Regions from separate parts of the Homo sapiens genome. Here all the other regions are linked to region 2. A link is a loop called in an ENCODE intact Hi-C map of the cell type or tissue named here. Cell type or tissue: heart left ventricle. All regions are shown on one strand. Links, peaks and the distances in the headings refer to the core of each region. The heading gives the core; the rest is flanking DNA.

Region 1 (6,457 bases), core at 1,169-5,168, 59 kb after region 2:
GGCTGTGAAGACCTGCAGGGCTGAGATTGTGTCTGATTACCTTTCTGAGTCTCTAGGGCTCTCTTAGGGACTCATCAAATTATATGTTGAATTAATATCTGAATGAATGAATGAATGAATATATGAATGCTGACTCATCTCTCAATCAGGGAAGCAAATGACCAGAAAGGTTCAAGAACTTGGCAGGGTACCATGGCTCATGCCTGTAATCCCAGCACTTTGGGAGGCCGAGATGGGCGGATCACTTGAGGTAAGGAGTTTGAGACCGGCTTGGCCAACATGGTGAAACCCCATTTTACTGAAAATATAAAAATGAGCTGGGTGTGGTAGTGTGCCCCTGTAATCCCAGCTACTCGGGAGGCTGAGGCAGGAGAATCGCTTGAACCTGGGAGGCAGAGGTTGCAGTGAGCCGAGATCGCACCACTGCACTCCAGCCTAGGCGACAGAGCGAGACTCTGTCTCAAAAAAAAAAAAAGAAAAAAAAAGAAAGTTTCAAGAACTTGATAAAGCTCTAGTGCTAGTTTAGTGGGCAAGAAAGGGGCTGTTGGGCTCAGGAAGGCAGTGAGCGCTGGCAGACATTGCGTGGTTTGCACGGGATTGGCAAGGGTCGGGGGCGCCACAATGTGAGTGGACAGGAGGGTGAGCTATTGGTGATGCTGAGACAGAGGCCTGCCTGCCTCACAGGACGTCTCCACTTTGTCCTAGGCCTGGCTTGAGGTCATAGACAGCTATTGTCTGGTAAGAACTGGTGCCCTCTGAAGATTACAGGCAGAGATCAGCTGCTGGGCACAAACCCCTCTGAAGATGGAGCTTTTCCAAGACCGACAACCACCGCAGAAGTGGCTGGCAAGGTCTGAGGGACCAGCTGCTCCCTGTGCATAACTGCACTTGCTCCTCTCACCAGACTTTGTTTCTCTGATCACACAGGTGTCCTCTCTGACCCACCTGCCAATAAAGGTCCAGAAATAGGTGTGAGTGGGGTCCAGGGAGAAAGCACCTTGCTGGGGTCTATGAGAAAGGGCTTGTGGAACCTCCAGGCTGCAGCAGTGTAGGTTTAGGGAGGGCAGTATTCTAGAAAGGTTACTGAACTCAGAGTCAGGAAGCCAGAATATAGTCCCCGCTCTGCCCTAGACTTGTAATATGACTTCTCTGAGCCTTAGCTGCCTCCTTTTTAAGATGGGGATAGGCCGGGTGCCATGGCTCACGCCTATAATCCCAGCACTTTGGGAGGCCAAGGCGGGCAGATCACCTGAGGTCAGGAGTTTGAGACCAGCCTGGCTAACATGGTGAAACCCCGTCTCTCCTAAAAATACAAAAATTAGCCAGGCGTGGTGGCAGACGCCTATAATCCCAGCTATTCAGGAAGCTGAGGCAGGAGAATGGCTTGAACCTGGGAGGTGGAGGCTGCTATGAGCCGAGATCATGCCATTGCACTCCAGCCTGGGTGACAGAGCAAGACTCTATCTCAAAAAATAAAAAAAAATAATAATAAAAGATGGGGATAATAATTCCTATGTCACAGGGTAGTATAGAGATTAGCAGAGGCAATCAGTTGGAAAGAACTCTGTAAAACTGCAACAGTCTCTTTAGGAGATTCTTTTCTTGCTGTCAAATTGTTTCCCTCCTTTCAATATGGAGCCATAAGCCCTACCAACCAGTGAAGTGTTTGCCCCTCACAAACATGGCAAGCAGGGGCTCCCATGGTGAAGGAAGCTGACCTCTCGGATGGTGGAGGGAGGGGAGGGGACGCTGTAGTCAGAGCAGGATGTTCAGGGCCTGGATGACTAGGTGTCTGAGCGCTGGGCATACCTTAAGCCTGCTGTCCTAGTAAGACTGTTTTAGGTGGGTCACCAGGCAGTATCTGTTCTAAGAATGCCTTCTTCTCATGTCCCCGAAACATAGAAGAGAAGCCATCCAGGTGTCTCTCTGCAGAGCCTTTCCAGAGAGAGGAGCCCGTGGCCCAGCTCCAGAGCCCGGCGGGCTGGGTGGCAACTCTCTGCACTTGTCTGAGGCAGCCTCGCCCTGCTCATGGGAGGTCGAGACCCACATGCCAAACCAGACACGCATATGGAGAAGATTAGCCCAAACATGCAAAAGAGACAGACCAGCACAGGATGAAACAGGGAAAAAGGCCGGTTTGGTACAAACCCCAAAAAAGCATACCACTCGAGCCCATCATGGGCTCAGTTATGGGCAGATAAAGCTCTTGCCAGCCCTGGTGATGGGCTGAGGATTCAGGCAGGTCATCACCTCAGGCCAACAATCACACCTGCCACGTGCTGAGTACACACTGAGAAGCCACGCTCGACTGGAGTGACACAAATTTGTTCTGTGTTCATGAGTTCTCGTCACAAGAATTCTCCTTTCACTTTCCCACACTGCTAGGAGTGGGATGTAGGAAGGATTATATTATTTGAACCTTTTTCTTTTTTTCCTTCCATTTAAAAGAAATTAAAAATAAAAACTTAAAAATAGAGATGGGGTCTCACCCTGTTGTCCAGGGGGGTCTTGAACTCCTATGCTCAAGTGATCCTCCCACTTCAGCCTCCCAAAGTGCTGAGATTACAGGCATGAGCCACTGTGCCTGGCCTGGACCTTTTCCTTGAGGCTAAAGTTTTGAACTAGTTCTGGGCTTGAACCTGGTGACCTCCTCCTGTGCCAAATAAAGCGACAGGGGCATCTGGCTGCTTGCCAACCCTCTCCCCACTCCCAAAGAAATTTTGGAAGCTCCAGTGATCATATCCTGTCAGAAACAGATCCAGAGAACAGAACGTCCCAGAATGAAACAAGGCAAAGCACTTGTCACATGCTTTGTGAAAGGAAAAACTCTGAAGATCAGCAGGAACCTTTGGCAACTGTCCAGCCAAAAAGCCCCCCTCCCACTCTAGCCCCCATCTTCTCCATCCCCTACCCCTGTGTGCTGAGGCTTCTAGGGCTGCTACTGTTTCATCTGTTTCATGTGTATTTCTCTGACCTTTCTGGGAAAATTGGAAGCTCCCAGAACGCAGGACATGGTCTTATATGCTTTTCTCACCCCTACGGAAAGCACCTATAGTAGTTTTCAACAAGGAGTTGCATTTGTTCAACAGCTCCCCTGGCACTGTGCTAGTGCACACTCACCGCCCAGAGAGGCCCTTTGGGAGGTGGTTTCACCTGACCTAGTAGAGAGATGGCAGAACTGTCACACAATGACAATGATTACAGGATGTCAACGCTGGCAGAGACCATTCACCACCATTGGCTGATTCTGCAAATGAGGAAACTGAAGCCCAGGGAAAGAAAGTTACTTGTTCCCAGTCATGCTATGGAGTACAGTGATAGTGCTGGGATTAGAACTCGGGTCTCCTCATTCCCTGGCCATTGCTGCCGGAGTCCTCTGTGCACTTCAGGTGTCCCCTGTGTGCTCACTGGTGTGTGTTTCTGAGGAATAGCCAGATGGGCAGGGGGACTCCTGGGGGCCTGTGGCTGTGGAGGTCTGAGAAGCTATGGAGTCTATAGCGTGGGAATGTGAGTCTCAGCTTCATCATGGACTTAGTCCACTGGCCGCAGAGGCACATGCTGACCTCTTTCATAAAACCTTCCACTGAGAAGAATGTCCTGCTGCCCAGGGAATGAAGGCCTGCATTTGGGGGCCCAGGCCAATTCAAAGTGAACACTTGGGAAAGTGAGAAACTACTGGCTGGGCATGGTGGCTCATGCCTGTAATCCCAGTGCTTTGGGAGGCTGAGGCCAGAGGATCACTTAAGGCCAGGAGTTTGAGGCTGCAGTGAGCCGTGATTGCGCCACTGTACTACTCCAGCCTGGGTGACAGAGCAAGACCAGGTCTCAAGAGAGAAAGAAAGGAAGGGAGGGAGGGAGGGAGGGAGGGGAGAGAAGAGGTGGAGAGAAAAGGGAAGGGAAGGAAGGTAGGAAGAAACGAAGAAATAAAAAACCTACTCTTAGCCCTTCTCTCAGCCTATGAAAAGAACTAGAAATTTCAGAGACCATCTTCAGTGAATTGAAGGCTTTTCAACTCAGAAGAGACCTCCGGGCATCTAGACTAAATTCTGTACTGCAACATTGGTTTACTTGGCAATTTCTCCCCCTCAACAATAAGTTCTGTTAGGGCAGGGACGGTGTCTTCTTCATTTTTATATTTCTAGCGCCTAACAGTGTCTGCTAAAAGGAAATTCTCACTAAATGCTCGTTAAACAGCCACTCTGAACTTCATAATCAGGGACAGCTGCTCGAAGACTGAGCAGGTAAGCGGCGTCTTGCGGTCTTCATGGATAAGTGCAGCAAAGCCCTGCAGGTAAGCTTGGAGGAGGTGAGCGCCGAGGACGAACGTAGGATGGAACCCCTTTTCCTCCTCCTCACCCTCACCCGGAGCTATTCCATAGTCAGTCACCATTCCTGCCCTCTCACTTCTGTTCTCTTCAAAAGTCTTTACTATTATTTCTGATTAGAAAAATAACAACATAGGCCGGGCATGGTGGCTCACGCCTGTAATCCCAGCACTTTGGGAGGCCGAGGCCGGTGGATCACAAGATCAGGAGATCGAGACCATCCTGGCTAACACGGTGAAACCCCGTCTCTACTAAAAAATACAAAAAATTAGCCGGGCGTGGTGGCGGGCGCCTGTAGTCCCAGTTACTTGGGGGGCTGAGGCAGGAGAATGGCGTGAACTCGGGAGGCGGAGCTTGCAGTGAGCCGAGATCGCGCCACTGCACTCCGGCCTGGGCGACAGAGCGAGACTCCGTCTCAAAAAAAAAAAAAAATAATAATAATAATAATAACATGGCCTGGATGTTTGTGTCCTCCCAAAGTTTATATTAACCCTAACCCCTGATGTTTTGGTATTTGGCGGTGGGGCACATTTGGTCACAAGGGTGGAGTACTCATGATAGGATCGGTGCCCTTAGAAAAAGAGCCTGCTTTGGCCAGGCGCCTGTAATCCCAGCACTTTGGGAGGCCGAGGCGGGCTGATCACCTGAGGTCAGGAGTTCAAGACCAGCCTGGCCAACATGGTGAAACCCCATCTCTACTAAAAATACAAAAAACTAGCCGGGCGTGGTGGTGGGCACCTGTAGTCCCAGCTATTCGGGAGGCTGAGGCAGGAGAATTGCTTGAACCCAGGAGGCGGAGGTTGCGGTGAGCTGAGATTGCACCACTGCACTCCAGCCTGGGCGACAGAGCAAGACTCCGTCTCAAAAAAAAAAAAAAAAAAAAAAGAGCCTGCGTCTTCATGCTCTGCCATGTGAAGGCACAGAAAGACGATGGCTACCTGTAAACCAGGGAGTGGGTCCTCAGCACACACCAGATGTGCTGGCATTTTGTTTTTGTTGTCTTGTTTTTTGAGACAGGATCTCACTCTGTCATCCAGGCTGGAGTGCAGCAGCACAATCAGGGCTCACTGCAGCCTTGACCACCCCTGGCTCAGGTGATCCTCCCACTTCAGCCTCCTGAGTAGCTGGGACTACAGGCGCACACCACCACACCTGGCTAATTTTATATTTTTTGTAGAGACGGAGTTTCGCCATGTTGCCAGGCTGGTCTTGAACTCCTGGGCTCAAGTGATCCGCCAGCCTCGGCCTCACAAAGCGTTGGGATTACAGGTGTGAGCCACTGTGCCCAGGCTTGCTGGCACTTTGATCTTGGACTTTGGCTTCCAGAACTGTGAGAAATAAACTTCCTGTTGTTTAAGCCACCTAGTCTATGGTATTCTGTTATAGCAGTCTGAATTAACTGACAATGGTAATTGTAAACTATTTTAACTATATAAAACCACAAAACAGAGTGAGAATTCCCTGTTTGTTTTTGTTGTTTACTTCCCCAGAGACAAGCACTGTTAATGGAGCTTTATGCTTCTACTAGTTTTTTCTTTCTCTATAGGATCATATTATACACATTGTTTTTCACCTGCTTTTTTAAAACTTAAAAATGTTATTAAGGTTTTTTTTTTAAAGCTATAGGTTATTCCACGATATGTGCATACTAAAATTTATTGTTACTCTCTCTGCAGACCAATAATTAAATTATTTCATTTTTTTTCCTTTGCCGTTACAACAGTGCTTTTGTCTATACCTTAATAATTTTACCTATATTTTTGTGGAATAAATTCCTAGAAAATAAATTGCTGGGTGAAAAAGAATAAACTATTAATGTATAATGGTTACTACCAAACTGCCTTCCAAAAAGGGTGCACCAATTTACACCAACAGTGTCTGATCAACCATTGCAAACCTTAAAGTCACACCTACCACTAAGTTCCTTGAACTGGATGTCACCTTTGTGTTATTCAGTCAGATCTTGGGCAGGGCGCAGTGGCTCATGCCTGTAATTCCACCACTTTGGGAGGCTGAGGCAGCTGGACCACTTGAGGCCAGAAGTTCGAGACCTGCCTGGCCAACATGGTGAAACCCCATCTCTACCAAAAATACAAAAATTAGTGGGGTTTGGTGGTACATGCCTGTAATCC
Region 2 (6,457 bases), core at 119-4,118:
GAGAAGGGTCTCTTCTCCATCCAGGTAGGATGGGCGGCTGCTGTCACTAAGCTTGGGGAAGGTGGTTGATGAAGGAAGAGCAGAGACTGAAGGGTAGGACCAGAGCGGGGCTTCTCCCCTCCTCCAGCAGGGGAGGGGGCTGGCCAGTCAGAAGCAGGTTGCTGGTACCTACGGGAAGCCAGTCGGGAAGAGGCTGAGGGGCTGGCTCTCATTGGTGGGCAGCGGAGATCGGTAGCCATCAAAGTTTCTTGGTATGCTGCCGCTGGTGGAGCCTGAGCTGTTACTCAGAGTCTCGATGCTTCCCTCTCGCTGAAGTTCTGCAAGACACAGGAGAGGGCCAGGCCTGGTTAGAGTTGGGTCTGGGGAGTGGGGGCACCATCTGGGCCAGGCTGCCTGCCTTGAGGCACCATTCTGGGTTCACTTGTGTCCTTCCGCAGGGGGATCCCCGCCTGCTCCCTGGATGGGCAGGGGGCAGCTCAGGTCACAGGAAGGCTCAGCCAGGGGAGGGAAAGCCCCCTGGCTGGCAGACTCTGGTGTGAGAGCACCGTCTCCCTGCTGCGGGAAGCCCTTTAGGCCCGAAGCACGGCCACCCTGACGATGTGTGTGGACTACACAGCTCTTCATGAGCCCGTACCCACGCCTGCACACACTCATGCTCAGCCAGCATGCCCCCAACTCCACAGTGCCTTCTGTCCCGGCTCTACAGGGGAGGCAGGCGGGGAGAAGCTAGGACACGGGAGGGCTTGCAGCATCCCTGCCTGATCTGTCCCCACCTCTCTCCTGCCCTGCCTGTGCCTAGAGCTTCTGCCTGGCTTTGCCACTCACTCATTCACTCATGCTCACCCACACAGTCCATCTGCTGGCCAGGTCTTGGCTCATCTTTGGCACCTCCTGCCAAGTGTCCTGTTTCCCTGGGAGGGGATGCCTGGTTTGAGAGGGGCCTGCTCCAATGAAGAGAGGGTCCCTGTCTGCCTGAAGTGCCTCCTTTCTCCTTTCCTCTTAGGCCCCAAGTCTCCTGGAGGCCCCTCAGCATCAACCTGAAGGGCAGGCAGGGAGTCCCGCCCTCCTCCTCCTCTGCCTCCCTGGCCCTGCACATCCATGTTGCCACCTCAGATATGGCAGCTTGATCCATCTAATTCAGCTGTGGGCCGCTCAATTGTCCTACCATCTCTTGACCCAAGTCAGGTCCTGGGGTAGGTGGGTTGGGAATGGAATTCCCTGCTTGCTGAGTGCAAGGAAGAACCAATTACTTCTTGGCTTTTTGAAGGTGGTCAGTTCCGATTCCCTTTCAGTCTCCCCCGGGGGCTCTGACATATGGGCACACACACACCGGGCAGTCTCTGGAGCCTGCCCCAAGCCAAGATATGTAGACCTGCAACCTTTCCTTCTCCAAGGGATGCCTGCCTGTGACTGAAGGAGTCTGGCCTGTCCACCCAGGAGTGCAGGACCTCAAAGCAGTCACTTGAAACAGCAAGATGTGCAAAAACGTTGCACTCGTCTGGTCTGGCTTGAGACCTTGGTCTTCATCCTGCAACCGCTCCCAGGCCCCCTGCCACCACACGCGCAGTACAGCCGGCTCTGGTTAGGGAATGAAGGGGTCATGGCCTTCACTCCTGGGCTGGCCAACACCAGCCAGCCAGCAACGAACCACTGACCCCGACTCCCTGCAGGCCTGCAGCAGCCACAGAGTGGAGTGGGGAGGAGGCGGGCACCTGGGCCTGGGGAGGGGAGGGGCCCTTGGGATCCATCAGCCGAGTCTGTCGCCGGGGTCTCGGTGGGACAGTTCACTGGGACACCAGGGCTTCTTGGCAAATTGGGGAAAGTAGGGGGATGGGACTGTGGACAGGGACCGAGGGCCTGACTATGGTCCCTGACCTCCAGGGGACATTGGCTGCCTGGGAAAGTCAAGAGCTATCTGGATATGGATAGAAAACAAGGCAGATAGGATCTTTTTCTCCTGCTCCTCCTTCAGTATCACCCTAATCTGGGGGGACAGGCCATCGTGCCATGAGATGGAGAGGGTGGTAAAGCCAAGAGTAGACCCTGGGGATTTTACATGGAAGCTCCAGACTCCAAGAGACCCCTCTGTTGCCTTATTTCCCCAAAAGCAAGCCGAGGAGTTGTGGGCGATCTGTCCCACCGCCCTCATGCGCGGCCGGCCCGGCACTAGGGGGCGCTGACAGCAGGGCCAGGCGGGCGGGAGAAGAGCACCGGCAGGCGCAAGAAAAGCAGGGGCTTCCTTAGGATCGGGCCGCCAGGCCTAAGGAAGAAAGCCCCCGAGGAAGGAGCAGGCAGGGCCACCAGGATGGGGAAGGCTGGCCCCTTTTTACAGCTCAGGGGCAGCTTTAACGGCCTTGATGCAAAATGCCTCCACATCCACACTGCCAAGGAAGCCAGGAAACGGGAGCCCGGGCCCAGGCATGGCACCCCCACCGTCCCTTGGCATAGGCCCCCAGCAAATACCCCAGCAGCCTCGGTGGTCCCACCAATGAGTCTTCGTGGATGCACCCCAGCCCATCACACCACAGTGCAGGGAAAGCCACCCAGGGGCTTACAAGATGAATGTCCTGTTCTTGGGGGCCAGGGACAACCTGAGCGCCTTGCTCGCATTTTCCCTTTGCCAGTTAGACCCGGGTAAGAAGGATGGGGGCAGCGTTCTCCCTCGCCCCCGCATCCCAGGGTAAGGTAACCAAGGCTCTGCTGAACTTCTCCCTCCTCTGCCTCTGCCCTGGCTAAGCCTGCCCTGTGCGCCTCAGTCTCCTGACTCCAGGTCACCCACCCTGTGCCAAAGCCAGAGTGGGCTATGTACAGCACAGCCCTCATCTTGCTTTTCCTCTGCGTAAAAGCCTTCAGCCACTCCTAACAGTTCCCAGGGCAAGGTCTGAACTCCCCAGCACTGTGAAATGGCCCTCCATGACCTGCCGCCAACCCCTCACTAGTGATACCCGTTATTATGTCTGAGACACAAAAGTGATGAAGCTGTGTGGTGTTTGGACCCATCCAGGTGGTTCTAGGCCTCTGGGCCTGTGTTCATGTAACTTGCTCTACAAAGCCCCAGAACACCTACTCATCTTCCAAAGCTTAGCACGAGTGTCCACTCCTCTGTGAGCCCGTCCTGTCCCCCGAGCAGAGCCTGCCAGACCCTACCCTGCGCTGTGCTGACTCCTAGCCCAGGCCCCCTCATCGTCCCATGTGTCTCATCTAGGGGAGACCCCCTCGGGGGGGTTCTGTGCCTTAACTCTGTATCCCTAGTGGCCTGGAAAATCATGGGTGCCCTAAACATTTCTAGCATGAATGAATGAATGAATGAATGAATGAATGAATGAATGAATGATGTGGTAAGGGGAGGTGGGGGCCCATTCTTCAACACAGACTAACTGAAAGAATCGGGGGCCTGCTGGCCCCGGGGCAGCTTTGTGGGCGCTTTTCTCCACGCCTCCTCTCAGACCCCTTCTGCTCCTCCCCCTGCAGGCAGGGGTGTGTGTGGGAAGTGGAGGGGAGGAGGGCTGCTCAGATTCCCCCCTCCAAGTCATCCCGGCCGCCCAGCCCTACGAGCAAGCGGCAAATGGAAACGTGTGGCCTTACCTTCCTCCATCCCGAACGCATGCTTTGTTACTGTTGGGTTGCTCACGGACGCTGGGCTGTTGGCATTGTTTTTTTTTTCCTTTTTTTTTCCCTTTTGAAAAGAAAAGCATTGAGGAATCTTTTTGGAAAAGATATGGACAACGATTGAGAAGTACACTGATCTCTGCAAGCAGGTGGAGAGGTGTCAGGAGGCGCAGGGGCACACCGTGAGGAGGGGGAGTTTGCAGTCAAGGAGGACAGTGACATGCATGTGTAGGGGCTGGGGACCAATCTGTCTTGGGGGTCCCAGAGATGGATCTGCTGTGACAGAGGGGGCCAAGACCCCGTTCAGAGTGGGGGAGGGGGAGAGGAGTCACAGGTTCAACATGAAGAACAGTTTTAGGAAGTGGGAGGGCTGGGGACCTACGGCCCATGCAGTGCCAGATGGGACCCCATGCAGGTGGGTTGCTGGAGGAGGACAGGGAAACAGACTGCAGTTTTCAGGGATGCCCTTGGACCTTCTGACTCAGTGGCCCAACTCCTGGCTGCTGCCCTCCTCCCCCACTCCCAAGACCTCCAGGTCTGAGCAGCTGTCCTGCGGTTGAGGTGGACCTGTTGGGGAAGTCCATCAGGAACCTGCCAGGGCCCGAAAGAGAGTGCTGGGGGCTCTGTGGCAGGAAATGAGGGAAGTGTCCCCAGCCACCTCCCCCCTTAGAGGTGTGGAGATTCTGGTCAGTGGGAGAAGCTTTAAAAGAGCTTGTTCTCCAGGCCCCAAAGTAGGGCAGGAGAGGAGGAGTGGCTTCCAGGCAAGTGGCTAGACCCAGTCACCTCATTGTGACCTTGCACTCTCCAGGGATGTGGTCCCCTGGGTGGTGGGAGCTATATACCCACATTGCAGAGAGCAAAACCAAGGAAGACGAAGCAACCACTAGCTCTGGTTCTTCACCTCCCACCCCCATCCCCCAAGAAAGAACGGGTGCTGGTGCGGGCCACAGGGTGCTGGCAGCTCCGGCATCACTAAGACCGGCCCCCATGCCCATGCTGGAGAGCCATTCCCTGTTGGCTCATATTGGAAATGGGCCTGTTACCCGCAGCTGCCCCTCTATGCCTTGGGCCAGGATGGACAGCCCCCAGGGGTAGGGGGATGATGAATGAGTAGCAACTGAAGGAAAGGTGCCTCCGCTCTCATGAAACAAGTGAAGGATGAGACAGCCGGATCCTTGGCACTACTGTTCTCAGGGTGAAAAAAAAGCAAGCTGGATCCTCATGCTGCCCCACTCCATATGGAGCCCATCCAAACTCAGAGGTGTCAGAGGGGGCAGAAAGAGGGGACTGGCCTTTTTAGAGAGAAGCAACCCTGGTCACTTGGGAGCGTGTGCCCAGGGAGATGGGGTGGGGTGGGGTCACTCTTTGTCTGTGAGGAGGCAAGGGCATGGCTGCCCACACCTTGTCCTACTCCTGAGCTGGGCCGTGCAGCATGGGCCCATGCACCTCCACCCACAGTGCAGTGTTGTGGCCCCTTTGCCAGGCTGTGAGTTGACGGGCAGCAGACTCCCCGGGAGGGGTGAAATGCGGAGGGCACAGGGCCTGTGTGAGACGCAGGGAAAGCTGGAGAGGCCAAACCAGGGGCCCCAGCAGTAGGTCGGAGGTGAAGTCGGGCCAGGTGCAGTGGCTCACACCTGTAATCCCACACTTTGGGAAGCCAAGGCAAGGGGATCACTTGAAGCCAAGAGTTCAAGACCATCTTGGGCAATACAGCAAAACCGTGTCCAAAAATTAAAAGATTAGCCAGGTGTGGTAGCACGTGCCTGTAATCCCAGCTACTCAGGAGGCTGAGGCAGGAAGATCCCTTGAGCCCAGGTGTTCCAGGCTGCAGTGGGCTATGATTGTGCCACTACACTCCAGCCTGGCATCTCAAAAAAAAAAAAAAAAACAAAAAACAAAAACAAAAAAAAACAGTAAGGAAATCCTGCTTTGGGCTTGGTGTTCTCTGGGTCTCTTCCAACCTGGACGTCTGGCCAATCAAAGGCCCTGCGAAAAGCTCCTCTGGCTTCGGAAGTGGGGGCATTGAGCCCTAGTCTCAGGGACCTGAGAGGGGCCAGGGAGGACAGTGCTCTGTTTGTGTTTAGGAAGAGGCTGCCTGGGGCCCCTGGTTCACCCTTTGGGCAGCTCTGGCACTTCCGTCACCACAAAAGGAGCAGCGTCCACGGCTCTGTACATGAGCATTGATGCTGCCCACTGAAGGGATTGGCAGAGCACTGTGACTGGGCCCTGGCTGCATTTCTCCACCCACGCTGACTGGTGGGAGTAGGATGAGACCTTAGGGTCCAGTCTGACCCTGCACCCACAGCTCTGCCTGCTTCCAGCAGTGAGCAGGAGGATGAGGATGTTTCCCCTGGCCAGTCCAGCCCCCAGCCTCAAGAGAACCCGAGAAGGCAGAGGGGCAGTGTCTGCCCATGTTGGTGGAGGCGTTTAGGGAAGTGGTTAAGAGCACACCCCCTGGCCACCTGCTACCTGGGAGACTTTGGGAAAGTTACTCGAATCTTTGTGCCTCAGGTTCCCGAACATGAGGTTAACGATGTCTGTGTCATGGCCTGGTTCTAAGAATGAAATTAAATAATGCATGTAGAGTGCATCACAAAGTGCTTAACGCTTCCAGTCAGCAAATGTGAGTTACTATTATTGCTGCAATCGGATTAGTCATTGTGATGATCCACAGGACTACAGGGTCCCTCTCCAGCCTCCCTCCCCAGCAGGTGTCTCTGCCATCCAGGCCCTCACCAGCTTGGCTTCCACCGGAGCTTGGGAAGGATTCTTTCTTTTTAATCAAGAAATGGCCCAGGGAGGAAGATGGCAGATGTGTGTTTACAGCTTTTCATTTCCCTCCTCGCCT
Region 3 (6,457 bases), core at 1,348-5,347, 190 kb after region 2:
CTGTTATGGACAAGAAATGTCCACAACAGAAGAAAAACTCTCAGTTTTTTAACGACACTTACTAGCACATTTCATTTCTTCGGTGCTTCAAGATTAATCATTAATAATGTTAGAAAATGAAACTATGGATTTAAAGTCAGGCTGAGTCAGAGCTTAGCAAGGCTTTAACAGAACATCAAGAAGAAAATTCTCTGGTCCCTGGGAGGAGAAGAGTCCCGCTTTAGACAAAATGAAACACAGTGAAAAGTCAAATATATGAGTAGACAATACAATAACTAAAATACCAAGCCCAGGAAAGTGGAATAGGAAGTTACTAGTCTCTGGAAAGTTCATGAAACCTTCCCATCCTGAATTTAGATTTGAAATACTAAGTAGAAATCAATAAATTTTTTATAAGCCACTTTCTAAAATATTAAATAAGTTACTAAGATATAATAAAAAAGGGTATGTGATCAACATTATCTCCTAAGTTTTTTGTTATTTCCATATAAAAGACTAATAGTAATTTTCCCCTCTAATTCTATTTAAAAGCAAGAATCTGACTGAGAATTTTGCAAAGCCAATGTTTTTAGCCATGTTACTAATAAGATCTCAGCAAAAACAGAAAAATTATTCCTACCCACCACTTCTCACTAAGCAACACACAAATATATATGTACCTTATTTCTCTTAGTTTAAATCTCACAACTCTAAGAAAACTGAAAAATGGGCACTCTGTGAGCATATTTCTTTGAGCCATGTAAGAGGGCGGATTTTCTCCTCTGGATTCTAAAGCAACATAGAAATTTGGGTGGGAGGCTAAGAAGCAGATATATTCAAGTTTCTAAGATGCTAACCACTGCACAAGGAAATATGTATAAAGATGTTCACTGCAGTTTTGTTTGTAAATGCAAAAAAAGTTAGACAACATCCATAGGGAAGCCATCAACTAGATGATAATACCTTCACAGAATAGAATGCCATGGGAAACAGCTTGGTGATTAGGAGCACAGCTTCAGGAGCCAGGGCATCTTGGTTTGAATCTAGTCATGCATTCACTGTCTTTGTAACCTTGGACACATTTGGGATCTTTCTTGAACTTAGTTTCCTCATCTATCAAAGAATAATAACAGTATCTGCATCCTAAAGTTATAATGAAGATTAAATGAATTAATATATATCTTCATCTAGAAATATTAATACACAGACAGTAAGAAGAACAAGACAGATGTATAAGTATCATACTTATCGACAAGAAAACGATGTCAATCACTTGTACCCATAGGCTGGAGAACAGGTGATATAGTAATATAAGGACAGAGAAGAAAAATAGGAATTTCTGTTCTTTTATGTGTGTAGCCAATAAACGTTTGAAAAACATCTCTGCTATCCTTGGCACACTGCAAGAGTTCATGTGAAGAAAACTTCGAAAAGGTGCTAAGAAAGAACAAATACTAATATTGCATCTTCAAATAAAGAGGTGCTTGAAAAATATACTCTGTTGTAGCTTACGTGTCACTTCTTCCCCTGACATATCTGTTCTTTCCAAACAAAATTATTTTGAATCCATGTAGAAATCAAATTAAAAAAAAAAACACCAAAAACCAAAAAACAAACAACAAACCATACAAAACAACTTGATTGGATCAAAGTAAAAACTGGTACATTCATAGGGGATTCCCCCTTCACAATTTTTTTTTTTTTTTTTTTTTTTTTTTTGAGACAGAGTTTCGCTCTTGTTGCCCAGGCTGAAGTGCAATGGCGAGATCTTGGCTCACGTCAACCTCTGCCTCCCAGGTTCAAGCGATTCTCCTGCTTCAGCCTCCCGAGTAGCTGAGATTACAGGTGTGCACAACCATGCCCGGCTAATTTCTGTAAGTTTAGTAGAGACGGGGGTTTCACCACGTTGATCAGGCTGGTCTCGAACTCCTGACCTCGGGTGATCCATCCGCCTTGGCCTCCCAAAGTGCTGGGATTACAGGTGTGAGCCACTGTGCTTGGTCCCCCCTCACAATTTTCTAATCTAAAAATGCAGTTTAGTTAATATTATAGTCACTCATAGTACCCAAAGGAACTACCAACATTTATGGATATATTAATATGTACAAACGAAGTTAAGTATGACCTTACTGATTTTAAAATATAAAGAAAGTGACCCTCCGCACTAAACAAGCATCTAGACATCTCTGCTTCAGAATTTGGAGAACACTGCAGACACGATGAACGCAGAATGCCTGAGGTTGCCCTGTGCATAAGGCAATGGTTCCACTGTGTTTAATTAGGGTTTTGCCAGGATTATGACTCACCCCATACATCTCAATCTGTCCAGGATTCACTTATTCATTCATCCACTCAAGAAACATTTAGCAAGTGCCTATAACTAGAGTGCAAGAAACAGAGGGGCCTATACAAACTTTCACTGGCTACGACTTGTGTTCTCCATATAAATGAAAAAAACCTACAGACGTAAAAGAAAACCAGAAGTGAGGAGTGTGCTTATTACTCATCTCAGTTGACTCTTCAGTTGGGAAAAAAGTTCAAATTCTACTGGTCTGATGGGTACAGATCACTGAAAGAGCTTTGGGGACATAAATTATCTTCCTAACTAAGCAAAAGGGCTGTCTTTTTGGTTGTGTTTGCCTTATCTTTTGCTCCCGAAACAGTTTCACACCCTAAGAATACAATGACTATTCACCTATTCAGTCCTTGCCTGGCAAAACTAGGTACACTCTGCGGCTCCTACAAAGCTTCAGAAACTTTAAATTAGCCATTTTAAGACTAAATAGAGTGGGAAAAGCATGCTGGGCAAGAGTCTAAGGAACATAAAAGAAGCATATCCTCTGATGAGGAGCCCTTTCTCCTGCTCTGCTTCACTCCAGACCAACGGCAGGGTTAGGAGGCGCTACAGCATGTGGTAGCAATCACACAGACCAATTTGTTCTGAGTATGTCAAGGTCAATGACATTATGGCTGAGGAGACTGTCTTGAGTCCTGGAAGTCTGCAATAGTTCCTGAATGTCACACAGGATCACCTAAGGTGTTTGTTTGCCATTTCCTTGATATTAGCTCTCTCAACAGCTATCTTTCTTGTAGAATTAGAAGTATGCAGAAATGAAAATACCTCATTCTGGTGGTCTTCTGTTGGTCAACAAATAAATGGTACTGATGTTGACAATGTGGGAGGCCCACCAGGAAGTCCAGCTGTATATGCTGAAATGTAACCAGTTTTCCTTCCTAAAACATATTTTATCAGTAAACTATTCTCTGGCTGTATCCAATTTAGGATATATTCTGTCTGTTCTGGCTCTAGAAGACAGAAAAGGAGGAAAATAAATAATGCCTTTTTTTTTCTTTCAGTTTCAACCTTTTTTTCATAGGTAGAAATGAGAAAAATAATACTTCTTACTTAGTGTGGACCAAAAGTTAGCTTTTGATTGCAGATGGAATCGGCCTCCCTAAATTTTTATCCTGTCATTCTTTAATTTTTTTTGAGACAAGGTCTCACTCTGGCACAATCATGGCTCACTGCAGCCTCAACCTCTCTGGGCTCAGGTGATCCTTCCACTTCAGCCTCCTGAGTAGCTGGGACTACAGGTATGTGCCGCCACGCCAGGCTAATTTCTATATTTTTTGTTGAGAAGGTGTTTTGCCCTGTTGCCCAGGCTGGTCTCGAACTCCTGGCCTCAACTGATCTGCGTGCCTCAGCCTCCTAAAGTGCTTGGATTACAGACATGAGCCACCATGCCAGGCCAATTCTTTAATTTTTTGTCGAGTTTTTCTAAATGCTTATTAATAAGTTCCAAGGCAGTTTTTCATTCTCCGCCAAGGTAAAGACTGAGCAATTAATGGGAATGAGATTTAAAGAAAAACGAAAACAAAAAAACCCTGGTACTGTGTTTTCAGAGGCAATTATATTCTAGAAATATTTAATAAAGGGGCTATAAATTCTGTTTTTAAGAAAGTTACAATGATGAAGCAACAACACATTTTGTTATTTTTAACATGGGTATTTCAGCTTAAAAAATATTCCACTCAATGTTTCCCAAATTCAATTTTTCACATAATGCGCAGTCAAATATGAATGTGGGAAAAAAAGACAAATCCAAACATAGAATATTATTTTCAAAAAATAGTGAACTAAATGTAAAGGTCCCGTAAAATGTGATATCTAGAATCTTCTGAACTCGTTCACATGACCTTCATTCTATTTATAGAAATGCAGCAATTCCCATTTGAATACAGAGCAATACCTTGTAGGAGAATTTGGTTTAGCACAAATAAACTTGAGAAAAGTGTTGACTTAAAAATAAAACACTGAAAGAGGAGGGAGAGTTTCTCTCCCTCTGTGAAAATTTCCGGAAAAGTTGTAAACAAAGGCAGGTTTGGCTCAGAGACTGAGTGACTCTGGTGAGCTGAGGAGGATGAAGAGTGTATCAAACCTCCCAGAGCGAGGAAACATTTGTAAAACAGTTAGTAAATCACAGGCGGCTAGGGTCACCAGGCTGAACAACCCGAGGACAGGCTGCCAAAACCCCAGCTGTGAAAGAAGGGGGCCGGGCACTGCCTCCCAGCTTGAACCCCATTTTGAATGATCTCTTGGTTCCATTCTCTGCCCTTTGCCTCTGTCACTTCAGAGCTCTGATAGCAATGCAGTTAATTAGCTCTGGGGCAGGGGCAGTGCTGACTGTCCCAACTGAGTGCCAAGGAGAGGACACTCGTATACTGAAAACATTCTCTGCAGAGTGACACTGATTGAGCTTTTGGTCTCGGGGACAAGGCTGAAAGTTCCAGCTGGGAAGAAAGAATCACACTCAACCTGAAACAAAAAAATGGTTACAAAGATGAACGGAAGGCAAAATATGTAGCTCAAAGTTTCCACGAATTTAAAAATATCAAGTGTTTTTTGATCACTTTTCTCCCTAACTAGTCTGTAATACATCTGTTGTTCTTTTCCTGATTTTACAGAAATGGCAATGTGGAAACTGTTAAGTTCTTCATAAACTATCTTTTTGGTTCCCCTCTTATCCCCCAGAAATCAGGAAGACAAAATAAAAATTGTAATGAAGCCCAGGCGCGGTGGCTCACACCTGTGATACCAGCACTTTGGGAGGCCGAGGTGAGCAGATCACAAGGTCAGGAGTTTGAAACCAGCCTGACCAACATGGCGAAACCCTGTTTCTACTAATAATACAAAAATTAGCCAGGTGTGGTGTCGGGCACCTGTAATCCCAGCAACTCGGGAGGCTGAGGCAGGAGAATCATTTGAACCCAGGAAGTAGAGGCTGCAGTGAGCCAAGATCGTGCCATTGTACTCCAGCCTGAGTGACAAGAGTGAAACTGTCTCGAAAAAAAGAAGAATAAAAGAGAAGTCTTGAAATTGTGAGGGGAAAAAACTATTCCCTTTTAGATCTAGGAGCTACACATAAATAAATAAAATTTAATGTAACTTAAATAATTTTTTTGAAGAGAGAGCTAGTGCACAGTAAACTTCTTCAGCAACCACACAAAATTTAATATTAGCCCTAATTCACAGCAGAGGAAGACTACTTTCATCACTGCGCTGATACTACAACCTGTCTAGAAAAAATTCAGTACCTTGATTACCTACATTAAAATAGGGCAAATACATAAGGGGAATCTTTACTTAATTGACTTAATCTATGAGATATTTAGGCTATTTATTTCTACGATTGACTCATCATCTTTTTTCTTTTGAAAACTCAGACCATCTGAGAACAACAAGACATGCTTTTGAGTTGTTTTTCTGAGTCAGATATACTCTTAGCTCATCTCATATTCTTCTGACAATGGCAGGCTAATGGTGATGCCATTTAATTCTCAGCTTTTCTTTGTAAAATATTAACTTGGCCTATTCTGAGATCAAACAAGATTTTGGGCTCAAAGGCATCATATTCTAACCAATGGAGTAGTTAGCCCAGACAGCTCCTTTAGAAGAAACACAAGTAAAATAAGAAGAAAAGTAAACTCGACCATTAAAAATTAAATAAGTAATATTTTAAAAAAAAAAGAAAATGAGGAGGGGAAAAAGGAAAGTAAACTCTTTGTTGAGAGTGTTAAGGCTTCAAGGGAGTTAAGAAAAGCATGGGCATTGAAGCCAGATCTTGGGTTAAAATCCTCATCCCAACCTTATTCGCTGTGATAGATTGCGCAAATCGTTTCAGATCTCATCAGTTTCCTCATCCGCAAAATGGGGAGAAAAATCACCACCTTTTTGGGTGCCTGTAGTCCCAGCTACTCAGGAGGCTGAGGCAGGAGAACGGCGTGAACCCGGGAGGCAGAGCTTGTAGTGAGCTGAGATCACACCACTGCACTCCAACCTGGGAGACAGAGCGAGACTCCATCTCTTTAAAAAAAAAAAAAAAAAAATCACCACCTTTCTGAAAGTACCTGGAATAGTGTCTGGCACATAAAAATTACAAAAAAAAAAAAAAAAAAAAAAAGAGGCCGGGCACAGTGG
Region 4 (6,457 bases), core at 1,553-5,552, 670 kb after region 2:
CGGGTTCAAGCAATTCCCACGCCTCAGCTACCCAAGCAGCTGGGATTACAGGCACACACCATCATGCCCAGCTAATTTTTGTATTTTCAGTAGCGAACTGTTTCACCATGTTGGCCAGGCTAGTCTTGAACTCCTGACCTCAAGGGGCCCGCCTGCCTTGGCCTCTCAAAGTGCTGGGATTACAGTCATGAGCCACCACACCCAGCCTAGAAGAATATTTGCATGTCCTTAGAGTAAACAAAGATACAAAAATAATAATAGAGTAAAAGATAAAAAATCGGAACCAGATTTTTTTCATCAAAAGAAAATTTTAAGAAAGTGAAAAAGTAGGCCGGGCACGGTGGCTCACGCCTGTAATCTCAGCACTTTGGGAGGCCAAGGCAGGTGGATCACAAGATCAGGAGTTCAAGACCAGCCTGGCCAATATGGTGAAACCCCGTCTCTACTAAAAATACAAAAAAAATTGGCCAGGCATGGTGGCGGGTGCCTGTAGTCCTAGCTACTCAGAAGGCTGAGGCAGGAGAATCACTTGAACCTGGGAGGCAGAGGTTGCAATGAGCCGAGATCGCACCACTGCACTCCAGCCTGGGCAACAGAGCGAGACTTCATCTCAAAAAAAAAAAAAAAAAAAAAAAAAGAAAGAAAGTGAAAAAGTAACAATAGCTATAAAGTAGACTATTGGGACAATGGATGAAATTTGAATATGAACAATAGTTTCCACAATACTACTGCATCAAATTTAAATGTCCTGGGCTTGATGACAGTGCTATGGCTATATATTTATTTGTAGGAAATTATACTAAATAATTTATGAAAACAGGCAAGGCACAATGAATGGCTCATGTCTGTAATCCTAGCACTTTGGGAGGCCGAGGCGGCTGGATCACTTGAGGCCAGGAGTTTGAGAAGAGCCTGGCCAACATGCCAAAACCCCGTCTCTACTAAAAATACAAAAAATTACCTTGGCATGGTGGTGCATGCCTGTAGTCCCAGCTACTCAGGAGGCTGAGGCAGAAGAATTGCTTGAACTCGGGAGGCAGAGGTTGCAGTGGGCGAAATCACGCCACTGCACTCCAGCCTGGGCAACAGAGCAAGACTCCATCTCAAAAATAATAATAATAATTTATGGAAATTATGGTTCAGAAAATATATGCATAGATACAGAGACTGAAAGAATGACAAAGCAAATAAGGCAAAATCCGTAATTGGTGAATCTCCACAATGAGTAACAGGAATACCTTATATACATTATAAAATTTTCTGGAAGTTTGAAATTTATTGCAAAATAAAAAGCATTTTTTGAAATAGGGTCTTGCTGTGTCCTGTGTCGCCCAGGCTGGAGGGCAGTAACGTGATCATAGCTCACCACAGCCTTGATCTCCTAGACTCAAGTGATCCTCTCCCCTCAACCTCCTGAGTTGCTGGAACCACAGGCACATGCCACATTTTTGGTCAAGACAGGGTCTATGTTGCCCAGGGTGGTCTCAAACTTCTAATCTCAAAGGATCCTCCCACCTCCTCCCAAAGTGCCAGGATTACAGGCATGAGCCACTGTGCCCAGCCTAAAAAGCATTTTTTTTTTTTTTTTTGAGACAGAGTCTCGCTCTGTCACCAGGCTGGAGTGCAGTGGCGCAATCTCGGCTCACTGCAACCTCCACCTCCCAGGTTCAAGTGATTCTCCTGCCTCAGCCTCCAAAATAGCTGGGACTACAGGTGCCCACCACCATGCCTGCCTACTTTTTGTATTTTTAATAGAGACGGGGTTTCACCATGTTGGCCAGGATGGTCTTGATCTCTTGACGTCGTGATCTACCCACCTCAGCCTCCCCAAGTGCTGGGATTACAGGCATGAGCCACCGCACCCAGCCCCCTAAAAAGCATTTTTAAAACCTCACAGAAGATATCAACACATCCGCAACAGAATGGCCAAAATCAAAAAGACTGACAATACCAAGTGCTGCTGAGGATGCAGGACAAACAGAACTTCCACATAATTCTGGTGAGAGTACAAAGTTGGCAAAAACACTTTTGAAAACTATTTGGCAGTACCTACTGAAGGTAAACATGTACTTATCCTATGACACAATAAATCTACGCCTAGGTCAACACCCAAGACAAATGAGTGTTTACGTACACCAAAAATTACCATTTTTTGTTTACATCCATGAAAAATTACCATATATAAGAATTTTCAGAGCAACTTTATTAATAATACTCAAAAACTGGGAACAAAAATGTCTATCAGTCATATAATGGATTTTTCAAAATTTATTGTATTCATATGATAGATACAACACAGCAAAATTAATGTTACACACAATAGCATAAAAACAAATCTTACAGTCATAATGTTAAGAGACAAGCCAGAACATAAGAGCATACCTTTTAAATCTATGACCATATTTCTTAGACATTCAAGAATAGAAAAAAAGAATCTATGGTGATAGAAGTCAGAATAGCAGAATAATGGTTACTTGGAGGTGGAAAGAGGGTAGTACTGCCAAGGAAGTGGCACAAGGGATTCTTTTGAGGTACTGGAAATATTCTAGATCTTAATCCAGGATGATGGTTAGAAGGTTATATATATATATATTTTCAGTCTGTACACTTCAGATTTGTGCATTTTACTGTATGTATATTCAATAACATTTATCAGAAAAAAATTGCATTCCACAGACTTATAAATCAGCTTAGGTCCAAATAATATATTGTTTTAGAGTAGAAAATCATCAAAAAGATCTCAAGTAAGAAAGAGTCCAACTTACAATGATAAATTTCAAACTCACAGTAATGTCTACTGCCTATGTCAAATCAACAAGAGTCACGCCACTATTCGCACACAGGGAAAAATTAAGTTTCAGATGCAAGAGTTCTCTGGAGTGATACTTTAAGAAACATACTACAGGAAAAGATATTTTAATCCACCAATATGGTTAAATTCCAGAAATTACTTCAGTATTACTCTTCATTTCTGCTTTTATTCATCCATAACAACCAATGTCCTCCCACTGTATCTACAGTCTAAGGATCCACCTATTCTCTTTCCAGGAAGAAGAGAATGCACCAAACAAAATAAGGTCCTATTCTCAACAAAGGCAATTTTTTTCACTGGACTTCATCCATATTCAACCTCTCTCTGCTTGCCAGTGTACCCAAATCACTAACTTTATATTACTCCCAAATGAAACCCATAAAAACTGTTTCCTGGCTAACAATCTTAACATGGCAAGGTCTATTGGCACCCAACCTCTAATAAATAGTAGACTAATTGGCATTTACCTCAAGAATGCCCTTGCATATTTGCTCTAAAGCTTTTAGTGTATAAAAACTACACAAAAAGCTTTAGGGCAAAAATTTCCTTTCAAGGAGCAGCCGCACTTTTCTTAGCTCAATGTGGTAGCGACACCTAGTGTTAGGTCATTGAAGTACCGCATATACACAGCTCCAAGAAAACACTACAAATACTAACTTTTGAAAAGAAAATACAGTCATCTCTCTGTATTCACATGGGGTTGGTTCCAGAATCCCTGTGGACACCAAAACCTCCAATGCTTAAGTCCCTTTTATAAAATGGCATGGTATCTGCACATAACCTATGCATATAAAACCTATGCACATCCTCCTATATACTTTAAATCATCTCTAAATTACTTACAATACCTAATACAATGTGCTATGTAAATAGCTATACTGTCATTTTTATTTGTGTTATTTTTTATTGTTGAATTATTTTTTACTTTTTTCCCAAATATTTTCTATCCATATTGACTGAATGCACGTATTCAGAATCCATGGATATCCAGGGCCAACTGTATACTGTTTCACACAATACAACTGCCATATTTTAGGTGATGTAATAAATATATTCTCCATTTTTTAAGAAAAAAATAAGCATTTCAAAAGAAGATAAGACGCTGGGCGCAGTGGCTCATGCCTGTAATCCCAGCACTGTGGGAGGCCAAGGCAGGAGGATCACTTGAGCTCAAGAGTTCAAGATCAGACTGGGCAAGATGGCAAAACCCCATCTCTACAAAAAAATATATATATACAAAAATCAGTTGGGCATGGTGGTGCACACCTGTGGTCCCAGCTACTCGGGAGGCTGAGGTGAGGGAATCGCTTGAGCCCAGGAAGCGAAGCCGTGATTGCACCACTGCACTCCAGCCTGGGTGACAGAGCAAGACTATGTCTCAAAAAGAAAAGAAAAGAAAAGAAAACTAAGTTGCCATTTAAACAGATAGCAAAAAGTATGCGAAAATATCAGAAGACTTTTACCACTGAAACTTTAAGTGAGAACCCTTTATTACTTATAAGACAATATGCTATACAATTTTTGCTTTACATGATTTTTAACATAGTGTAAGTCTAATAATCAAATTCTATTTCTGCTAAAATGATGCCATCTTTCATACTAAGCAGCACTGGTCCCCAGGTCAAGACTCTGGAAACATCTTTAACTTTCTTCTCTTCTAAACGTCTAACCACTTACCATGGTTTTTGGTAATCCTCTCACAACAACAAACTTAGTTCAGGCTCTCAACATCTAACATTTAGACAGTGTTGAAATTCACTCCTAACTAGCCTTATAACCTTTTCTTTTCTCCTGCTATTCATCCCACTGCAACCACAAAATCAATATTACAGACAGCTTTTGGAATGTATGTTACCAAAAGATTCTCAACGAGTCCAAATTATTATGGCTGAAAGAATAAGTTCAACTCCTCATCCTGCAATTCAAATCTCCTCCTTGAAAATTCTGTATCTTATTCTCATGACTACAAAGAATGTATAATGCTAAAATGAATGTTAATAATCACAGAAATGTTATTTGTGTGAAATAAAATAATACATGATTGCATGTCTAAACATACTCATCAAAAACTCCTTCTCCAACTGGATGTCTTGATGATAGTGTTTTTCAAACTGTTTGTCATAAAAGACGAATTATTTTTTGATTTTTCTAAAAGTTGGCACAAATGATACTTCTGTAAACTATATACATATGTTTGGATAGTGTGCACTGGCGAATACTATAGGTTTTGAAAGGCTTACTCTCATTTTCTGCACTTTACCTTTTTGCTGCCAATAACAAACGATTCGCTATCACCAGTTTATGGACCAGCAACAGTCTATGGTTCACACATTTAAAACCAAACTCACTACCTTTCCACCCAAATCTGCTCTTCACATACCTTTCTTATTTTTAAAAGTGATATTACCTCTATTCAAAAATCCTCCAATGGCTTCTACAACTAAGTTTTTTTGTTTGTTTGTTTTTGTTTTTTTTGAGACAGAGCCTCGCTCTGTCGCCCAGGCTGGAGTGCAATGGCGCGATCTTGGCTCACTGCAAACTCCGCTTCCTGGGATCACGCCATTCTCCTGCTTCAGCCTCCCAAGTAGCTGGGACTACAGGCACCTGTCACCATGCCTGGCTAATTTTTTTGTATTTTTAGTAGAGACTGCGTTTCACCATGTTAGCCAGGATGGTCTCGATCTCCTGGCCTCGTGATCTGCCCACCTCGGCCTCCCAAAGTGCTGAGATTACAGGCGTGAGCCACAGCACCCAGCCTACAACTAAATTTTTTAATGGGCAAAAAAATTATACAAATAATTGCTAAAATATATATAAATGGCCAAGAAACATGAAAAAGTACTCCACATTATTAGTCATCAGGGAAATGGTAATGCTAAATGAATCCTCAAGGTATCACCTACCAAAATAGCTAAAATTTAAAAGATCACAAAAATTCGCCAGGCATGGTGGCATGTGCCAGTAATCCCAACTACTCAGGAGGCTGAGGCATGAGAATCAACTGAACCCATGAGGTAGAGGCTGCAGTGAGCAAAGATAGCATCACTGCCCTCCAGCCTGGGCAACAGAGCAAGACTCTGTCTAAAAAAATTTAAAAACTAACCAAATATTGAACTCTAGTTAATTATATGCATGCAAAAGTAGTTAGGGGAAAGCATGTTGATGTTTGCATTTCCTCTGAAATGCAATGAATAAGATGGATGTGAGACAAAGTACAGTAGGCAGCTGTATGAACCCCTTCTGGTTCTGAGGGTTGCCTGAAAAAAAAACTGGAAAAAAAAAAGTATAGTAAAATTTTAAGGGTATATTCTAGTTGAGGGGTCCCCCAATCCCTGGGCCAGGTACTGGTTACAAACCAGGCCTCACAGCAGGAGGTGAGAAGCAGGCAAGCAAAAGCGAAGCTTCAACTGTATTTACAGCTGCTCTCCATCGCGCACATTACTGCCTAAGCTCTGCCTCTTGTCAGGTCAGCAGCAGCATTAGATTATCATAGGCGCGCGAACCCTAACGTGAACCGCGCATGTGAAGTGTCTAGATTGTGTGCTCCTTATGAGAATCTAATGTCTGATGATCTGTCACTGTTTCCCATCACCCACACATGGGACCATCTAGCTGTGGGAAAGCAAGCTCAGGGCTCCCACTGAT
Region 5 (6,457 bases), core at 1,577-5,576, 390 kb after region 2:
TCTTCTTGTTTCAACAAATGTGACTTTATTACTTAAACTGCTAAACATACAAGATGTAGAAGTATCAGAAGTTGGTTCTGAGATAAACACTTTGTAGGAAGATGAAATATAGAATTAACTGCAAGATTTAAAGTGTATTTTCTTAGATCTGGAGAACTCAAAACTATTTAATTTTACATTTGCAGAACTTATCTTTATGTACTTTGTATACCTATACATTAAAGAATGTATACTTAAGGAACAATTTAATATAAAATCGAAGCATTTTCTCTTGAATAAAAAGTATAGCCACAACACATATACACCATGGAATACTATGCAGCCATGAAAAATGATGAGTTCATGTCCTTTGTAGGGACATGGATGAAATTGGAAATCATCATTCTCAGTAAACTATCGCAAGAACAAAAAACCAAACACCGCATATTCTCACTCATAGGTGGGAATTGAACAATGAGATCACATGGACACAGGAAAGGGAACATCACACTCTGGGGACTGTGGTGGAGTGGGGGGAAGGGGGAGGGATAGCACTGGGAGATATACCTAATGCTAGATGACAAGTTAGTGGGTGCAGCCCACCAGCATGGCACATGTATACATATGTAACTAACCTGCACAATGTGCACATGTACCCTAAAACTTAAAGTATAATAATAAAAGAAAAAAAAAAGAAAAAAAAGAAATTTTTTCCTAAAAAAAAAAAAAGTATAGCCACAAAATGTAAGTAACTTTCCTAAAAATCAAAATGATGTAAACTGAAAGAGCAAAGACTCTCTTCTCCTCACAGTCCCCTATTCTCCCGCCCCAACCCACGGACGCCTTCCTTCTTTTTACCCATGACTGTTAAGGATATTTTCTGGCTCTATTTCAGCATCATGACGCAGGTCATGAGAAGTGTCAAAGATGCATTTCCTTCAGATGGGAAAGAGCAACAGATTGTAACAACCATACAAAGATGGGAGTACAGTACGAAAGGGCCAAATCAGCATTTTTGACAACAGGGCAGATAAAACCTTTTCTATTCACATATACTTTATTTCCAGTTTTAAAACATTTAAATATCTATCAAAATATGCTTACATATTTTCCTCAAGATGAAAACAGGAAACCAATACTCCATTTAGCTGCCTAAATTATCAACAATTTGTGGAACAGTTTACCAAAAAAAAAGAAAAAGAAAAAAATCAAACTAAGCACACCACACGAATACTAATAGTTCAAGCCCTTCTCTTCTAAATTTACTTTTCCAAAAGTATGCCTATGACTTTACCTACGTACGTAAAACCTACTTTTACAAAAGATCCTTGACAGTAAGAACCACAAAGAGGAGTGATACCACGACCATCCCCAGTTGAGAAATAATGACTCTTCTTTCCCTGTAATTCCCTGTCAAGCCGAAACACTTTCCTAATCAGCTGGAGCACTGCCGGAAAACTATATTCATTTATGAGTACTGTCATGGTATTTTTTCCCTCATCTATGGTTTTATCAAATATAGACACATTTCAATCTGCTCCAAAACTAGACCAGAGTGAAATATTATTGAACATTAATTAAGCATTCCTTACTAGAGATGGCTCTTAACACAGAAAATGGAATGCTCTATTTCTTCTGAAGCCAACAACAACAGTGCCCATGTTAATTCCACCTTGGTCCATTCTGAAATAGTAATTTCCCTCTTGTGCCTCATTCTAGCTTCAATATTCTCACCTGCAAAAACACATCATCCAATGTTAATAACTCTTTCAATGAACCTTAAATCCTTTTCCTTTTCTCATCCTCCTCCAAATTCAAAATATCATTTACCTCATCATGGTAAGAACCATCAAAATTTCTACTTCTGTGCATAATCCTGGTATAGCCCTGATCCCTGTCTTGTTGTCCTTTTGTAGTTTACAACTATCAACTAGCAGATTTCTAGTTCCTGCTCAGATTTCAACCTCAAGACTATTCATGTCTGTTATTCTCAAGTCTGATAATTTCTAAATCTGTTCATATGGGTCAATCATTCAAACTCTGGCTACTACAAATCCTAAGAAGCCTACTCACTCTCTTCTCCCTCTCCAATTTTTCTCCAAATTAAAAAAAAAAAACATTTCAGATCTTCCTTTTGATAAGTACATAAGGAAATGAACATTCACTTCTTTTCCCAAAATTTGTTGTTCTACCCATTTGCACTTCTTTATCTGAATAAGTAGTTTTTACATTCATTCACTTCAGCAACTAAAAATTCCATCTCCAGATTTCCATAGAAATATTTTTATTTCAGTGGAACCAGACCAGAATTTCTTACTTAACTGTCCTCCTAACTAGGGAAGTAAGACAATAATCAAATGCAAACAGGTTCTCCAAATCCTCTTTTTGTTATTCTAATCACTAGACAAAAATAATGTTAACTCCTTCAACTCCTTGAAAACTAACTTCTAAGTTTATTGCCAGAAACTCTTTATTACCCCAACCCCACCCTGAACAGAGGATAGAAGAATTTCTTTGTGGGAAAACTGACCAGCGTACATGAAAAGACCTACGGATAGTGACTATTTGAGGTATGATAATAAAATGGCATTCCTACCTGATAGACCACTGATACCTATAAGGCGGTATGCCCTTCCCACATTCAAAAAGCTTCCAATCAGTTCCTTAGTATTGATTTGTTGATTAGCTGAATAAAAATGAATAAAATAAAAATGAATTATTAAATAATAGAATGTAAAAATAAAAATAATCAGCCAATGATCCATCAAGGATTCCCCATCACTGAGGTCAGTGTTTTGGTTCAATCAGTCTGATGGAGTCTAGGCCTCAGTATTTTTCAAATCTATCTAGCTTAAGTATAATGGACAGTCAAGGGTTGAAAATCACTGCTCCAGATGGGCTTGGTGGCTCACACCTGTAATCCCCAGCATTTTGGGAGGCTGAGGCAGGCAGATTGCTTGAGACCAGGAGATCGAGACCAGATTGTGCAAAATGGCAAAACCTTGTCTCGATTTAAAAAGGCAAAGAAAGGGAGACAAGAAAGGAAAGAAAAAAAAGGAAAGAAAAAGAAGGGAAGGGAAGGGGAGGGGAGGGGAGGGGAGGGGAGGGGAGGGCATAATAAAAGGAGCACAAAAAAGCTTCAAAATTTATAACGATCTCTTAAAGAGAGAAAAATATTACACATAAAATAAGAAAAGGGTGTGATAATAAAAAAAATTCAAAGAAAATCATATTAAAAAGATTGCAGAAATAAAAATGCAACAAGAAGACTGAAACATACGTTGGGGAAATTCTCATAAAGTTAAAAAAAAGATAGAAAATAGACAAGAAGATTAGGGGCTCAATGTAGAAGATACATTATTCAAGTAATAGGATTTCCAGGAAAGGGCCCAAAAAAAACCAACTGAGAAAAAAACAGAAGAGTTAAAAGAAGAGGCCTCTGGGGAATGACACCCGAGAGTGGGGAGGATAGGCCAAAAAGTGCCTCCTTTCACTATAAAATTATATTTTTGACTTTTATAATAAATGCATGTATTTCTTTGATAAAAAATAAAAATTATATTTAAAGGGTAAACAACAACAGTAAGTGTCCAATCAATGTTAATAGAAAAGAGTAGATAACTATTAGCCCTTATAATGCCTCAATGCCTCAAAAATGAAGTTTAATCACTCTGATATTATAAAGTATACAGATAACAAGTCCCTGAATAGCAACACATAGAGAATAAAAAAACATTTAGCATAATGACCCCACATACTCAAATGATATAACTAAAAAATTTGCCTCTATTCATTCAATGGTATTCACTCAGAGGAACTGGATCTGCATGTAGTACTCAGAAAGGATATTAATTGATAGTAATATATTTCCAAAGTTGAATTCTCTAAGAAGACGTTGAAGAATAAATCACAGAAAACATAATAAAAAGGAAGAAAGGCTATTTAAGATCTGATAAGACATTAACATCCCTAGTACCTCAGGTTCATGCCAGGGTTGCCTTGATTACAATGAGAAAATATTGCCCTCTAGAGGCATGTCTCATTAACCATTTAAAAATAAAACTATTTTGAAATCTGGAGTTTATGATTTGCCCATGTAAAAAATACATAGAAAAGAAAAAATATTTCCACAAGCAGTAAAAAGCAAAGAAGAAATTCTGGATTAGTTTCAAGGGATAACTACATCATCTGGCATTTATTTAAAGGCAAAACTTACAGAGAAAAGAAATGTGTTATATCCAAAATGAAATACACAAAAATATAAAATATCTACATAGAGTTTATTTAGGTTTAAAATATTTTTAAATTAATTTTCATAGCACTAAATTTTAAAGTATAATTTAGAGGCAATATAATATCAGGTTTCCTTTAAAATATATCCCACTGGCAATTTTATTTCCCCCCAAAACTACGTTATCTATACCTTTCTCTCAATTTTACTGAGAACCTAAAACTTCTCTTTAAAAACCTATTTAAAAACAACAACTGTACAATCTTCATTTAATAGCTTCTTCCATTAATGATTCTGAAATGAAAGCATCTTGTTTTCAGGAAGGTATTATGAGGTCACTCTTTTCTATCCACTTTCCCTAACAAACTCATCTGCTCTGTCTTGAGAAAATAGTAAATGTTAAAACTAGCAGAGTGCTATAGCAACATTTTTTTTTAAAAAAGGTGATAAAAGAATTTGAGAAAACAAATTCACCAGGAAAACTTTAAATCTGAAAATAACAAATGAAAAACAAAACTGCATTTGAGCTAAAACAATAAAGTACACATAATCAATAAAAATCCAGGTACTAAACTAAGATATCCCCCCACAAGATTTTTCTCCATTTAACATGTTTATACTATTTATATACTCTATGTCATATGAGGCATAAAATCTAAAGCAGAGCTACAGTGCACTTGATTGATTTTTCTTGGCAAAAATTAAAACATGCACATGGAAACTTCAATCCACAAGTAAACAGTGATGTGGAAAGAAAAGTCAAGAAACATCACATTATCATTGATTCTCTTAAGTAGGTGAAACTATATAAGGCTGAAATGTGTGGTTGCTTTGTATTTACAATTGTGATGTGGTCTGTATCAAGAAAACTACTGATCAACGTAAGTTAAAATTACAATAAACCATCAAATGAAAGCTATAAACAGAGTCTTTGAGTGGTAAAAGGAATGCCTCATACAGATGCTAAAAAGAAAAGTGATACTTCCAGTTTTGTAAAAGCACTTTACTGAAATATGGAGGCTCCAAGTCCAAGAAATGAGAGGCTTTGTACAAAGGTCTCCGAGTCTCATCAACTACTTCCATTTAGAAAAAGCAGAATCTAGAATTCAGATGCCAAAAGCTGTGACTCAAAGATGACCCCTCTGAGGACGAACAAGTTAATAGGAAAGGAGACACTTGCAGGAACTCTAGAGAACTGCAGAAGTGAATCCAAGATCTGTTTGTTAACTCAATGGAAATTGCAGGAAGAAAACAAATTCCTTCTAAGTCCCATGACACAGTGAACTCTATATTTTTGAACCTAAAATGGAAAACTAATTTGCAAAATTAAGAAATGGCAAAGGCTCAAGAATAGGTGTACTGATTTATAAAACCATATTTCCTGATGTATACAATTAAAATGAGCAAAAACCAATTAAAATGATAATACTACCATCACTTTTGGTTTTGCATTGGTGTAGCAATGTAGCAACTGAGCTTATCAACATTGAGCCTAGTATTGTTCTAAAAGCCTTTAAAGAATAAGTTCACAATTATTATATTTAATTTACTCATTATTTAGTGAATTACTCATTTATTCTGTTTTCTGGATAACAGGTACTGTACCAAAATACGAAAAATGAATCAGTTCTATAGACTCTCACATTAACAGCAGTATCAATAATGATACTAATGATAGAAACTACAGTAATCCTCTACTGAATATTTGATATGTGCCAAACACTATTTAAAGGGCTCTGATTCTCATAGTTACTCTATAAGATTGGTAATATTATTATTCCAATTTTACAGAAAGAAAAGTGAGGTACAGATAGAATAAATAATTTGTCTAAGATTACAGAGTTAGGAAATCATGGAAGATAGATTCTACCACCAGGAAGTCTGATTCCAGGTCCTCCAATTTCCTCACCAAGAAAGTTTTAACTTAGTAATCAGTAGCATCAAAAATAAAAGTAGACTCAAAATAGTAAGAGTCATCTACAACAAACTCATAGCCAACATCATACTGAATGGGCAGAAGCTGGAAGTATTCCTCCTCAAGAACTGGAACAAGACAAAGATGTCTACTCTCACCACTCCTATTCAACATAGTACTACTATAAGTCATAGCTGAAGTGATTAGGTAACAGAAATAAATAAAAGGCATTAAATGGGAAAAGAGAAAGTCAAATTATCTCTCTTTACCAACAATATGATTCTATACCTAGAAAACTCTAAAGACTCCTTAACCTGATAAATTACTTCAGT

What was found. A loop is a pair of places that touch in the nucleus more often than their neighbours do. Peaks named below come from ENCODE experiments on the same cell type or tissue, not always from the same donor. Only the 100,000 strongest peaks of a DNase experiment are listed, where the experiment ranks them.
Region 1: a loop joins it to region 2, with 2.2 times the contacts of the local background. A loop is called at or near these places in 9 of 110 quality-filtered maps.
Region 3: it touches region 2 in a loop (2.0-fold over the local background); 11 of 110 quality-filtered maps call a loop at or near these places.
Region 4: a loop joins it to region 2, with 4 times the contacts of the local background. A loop is called at or near these places in 64 of 110 quality-filtered maps.
Region 5: it touches region 2 in a loop (10-fold over the local background); 95 of 110 quality-filtered maps call a loop at or near these places.

Annotation. Positions count from the first base shown.
Region 1 is chr17:61,327,644-61,334,100 of GRCh38, reverse strand. All of the region lies in intron 22 of BCAS3 (BCAS3 microtubule associated cell migration factor), which reads right to left. Among named protein-coding and RNA genes, the nearest start is that of TBX2-AS1, 69 kb to the left of the region's middle. In heart left ventricle, for the core only: no CTCF peak of the experiment used is centred there; a DNase peak (open chromatin) is centred at 2,692; H3K27ac peaks cover 1,689 bases.
Region 2 is chr17:61,385,837-61,392,293 of GRCh38, reverse strand. It overlaps BCAS3 (BCAS3 microtubule associated cell migration factor), which reads right to left. Exons shown (of 24, transcript NM_017679.5): 24 at 1-317. The coding sequence ends at 169. Among named protein-coding and RNA genes, the nearest start is that of TBX2-AS1, 11 kb to the left of the region's middle. In heart left ventricle, for the core only: a CTCF peak has its summit at 2,161 (motif pointing right); DNase peaks (open chromatin) are centred at 1,776 and 2,193; H3K4me3 peaks cover 278 bases; H3K27ac peaks cover 1,284 bases.
Region 3 is chr17:61,202,043-61,208,499 of GRCh38, reverse strand. The region is part of intron 22 of BCAS3 (BCAS3 microtubule associated cell migration factor); the gene reads right to left. Among named protein-coding and RNA genes, the nearest start is that of BCAS3-AS1, 69 kb to the right of the region's middle. In heart left ventricle, for the core only: no CTCF peak of the experiment used is centred there; no DNase peak of the experiment used is centred there; H3K27ac peaks cover 2,559 bases.
Region 4 is chr17:60,717,892-60,724,348 of GRCh38, reverse strand. All of the region lies in intron 5 of BCAS3 (BCAS3 microtubule associated cell migration factor), which reads right to left. Among named protein-coding and RNA genes, the nearest start is that of BCAS3, 43 kb to the right of the region's middle. In heart left ventricle, for the core only: a CTCF peak has its summit at 3,409 (motif pointing left); no DNase peak of the experiment used is centred there.
Region 5 is chr17:61,000,008-61,006,464 of GRCh38, reverse strand. The region is part of intron 15 of BCAS3 (BCAS3 microtubule associated cell migration factor); the gene reads right to left. Among named protein-coding and RNA genes, the nearest start is that of BCAS3-AS1, 130 kb to the left of the region's middle. In heart left ventricle, for the core only: CTCF peaks have their summits at 4,008 (motif pointing left) and 5,410; no DNase peak of the experiment used is centred there; H3K27ac peaks cover 1,195 bases.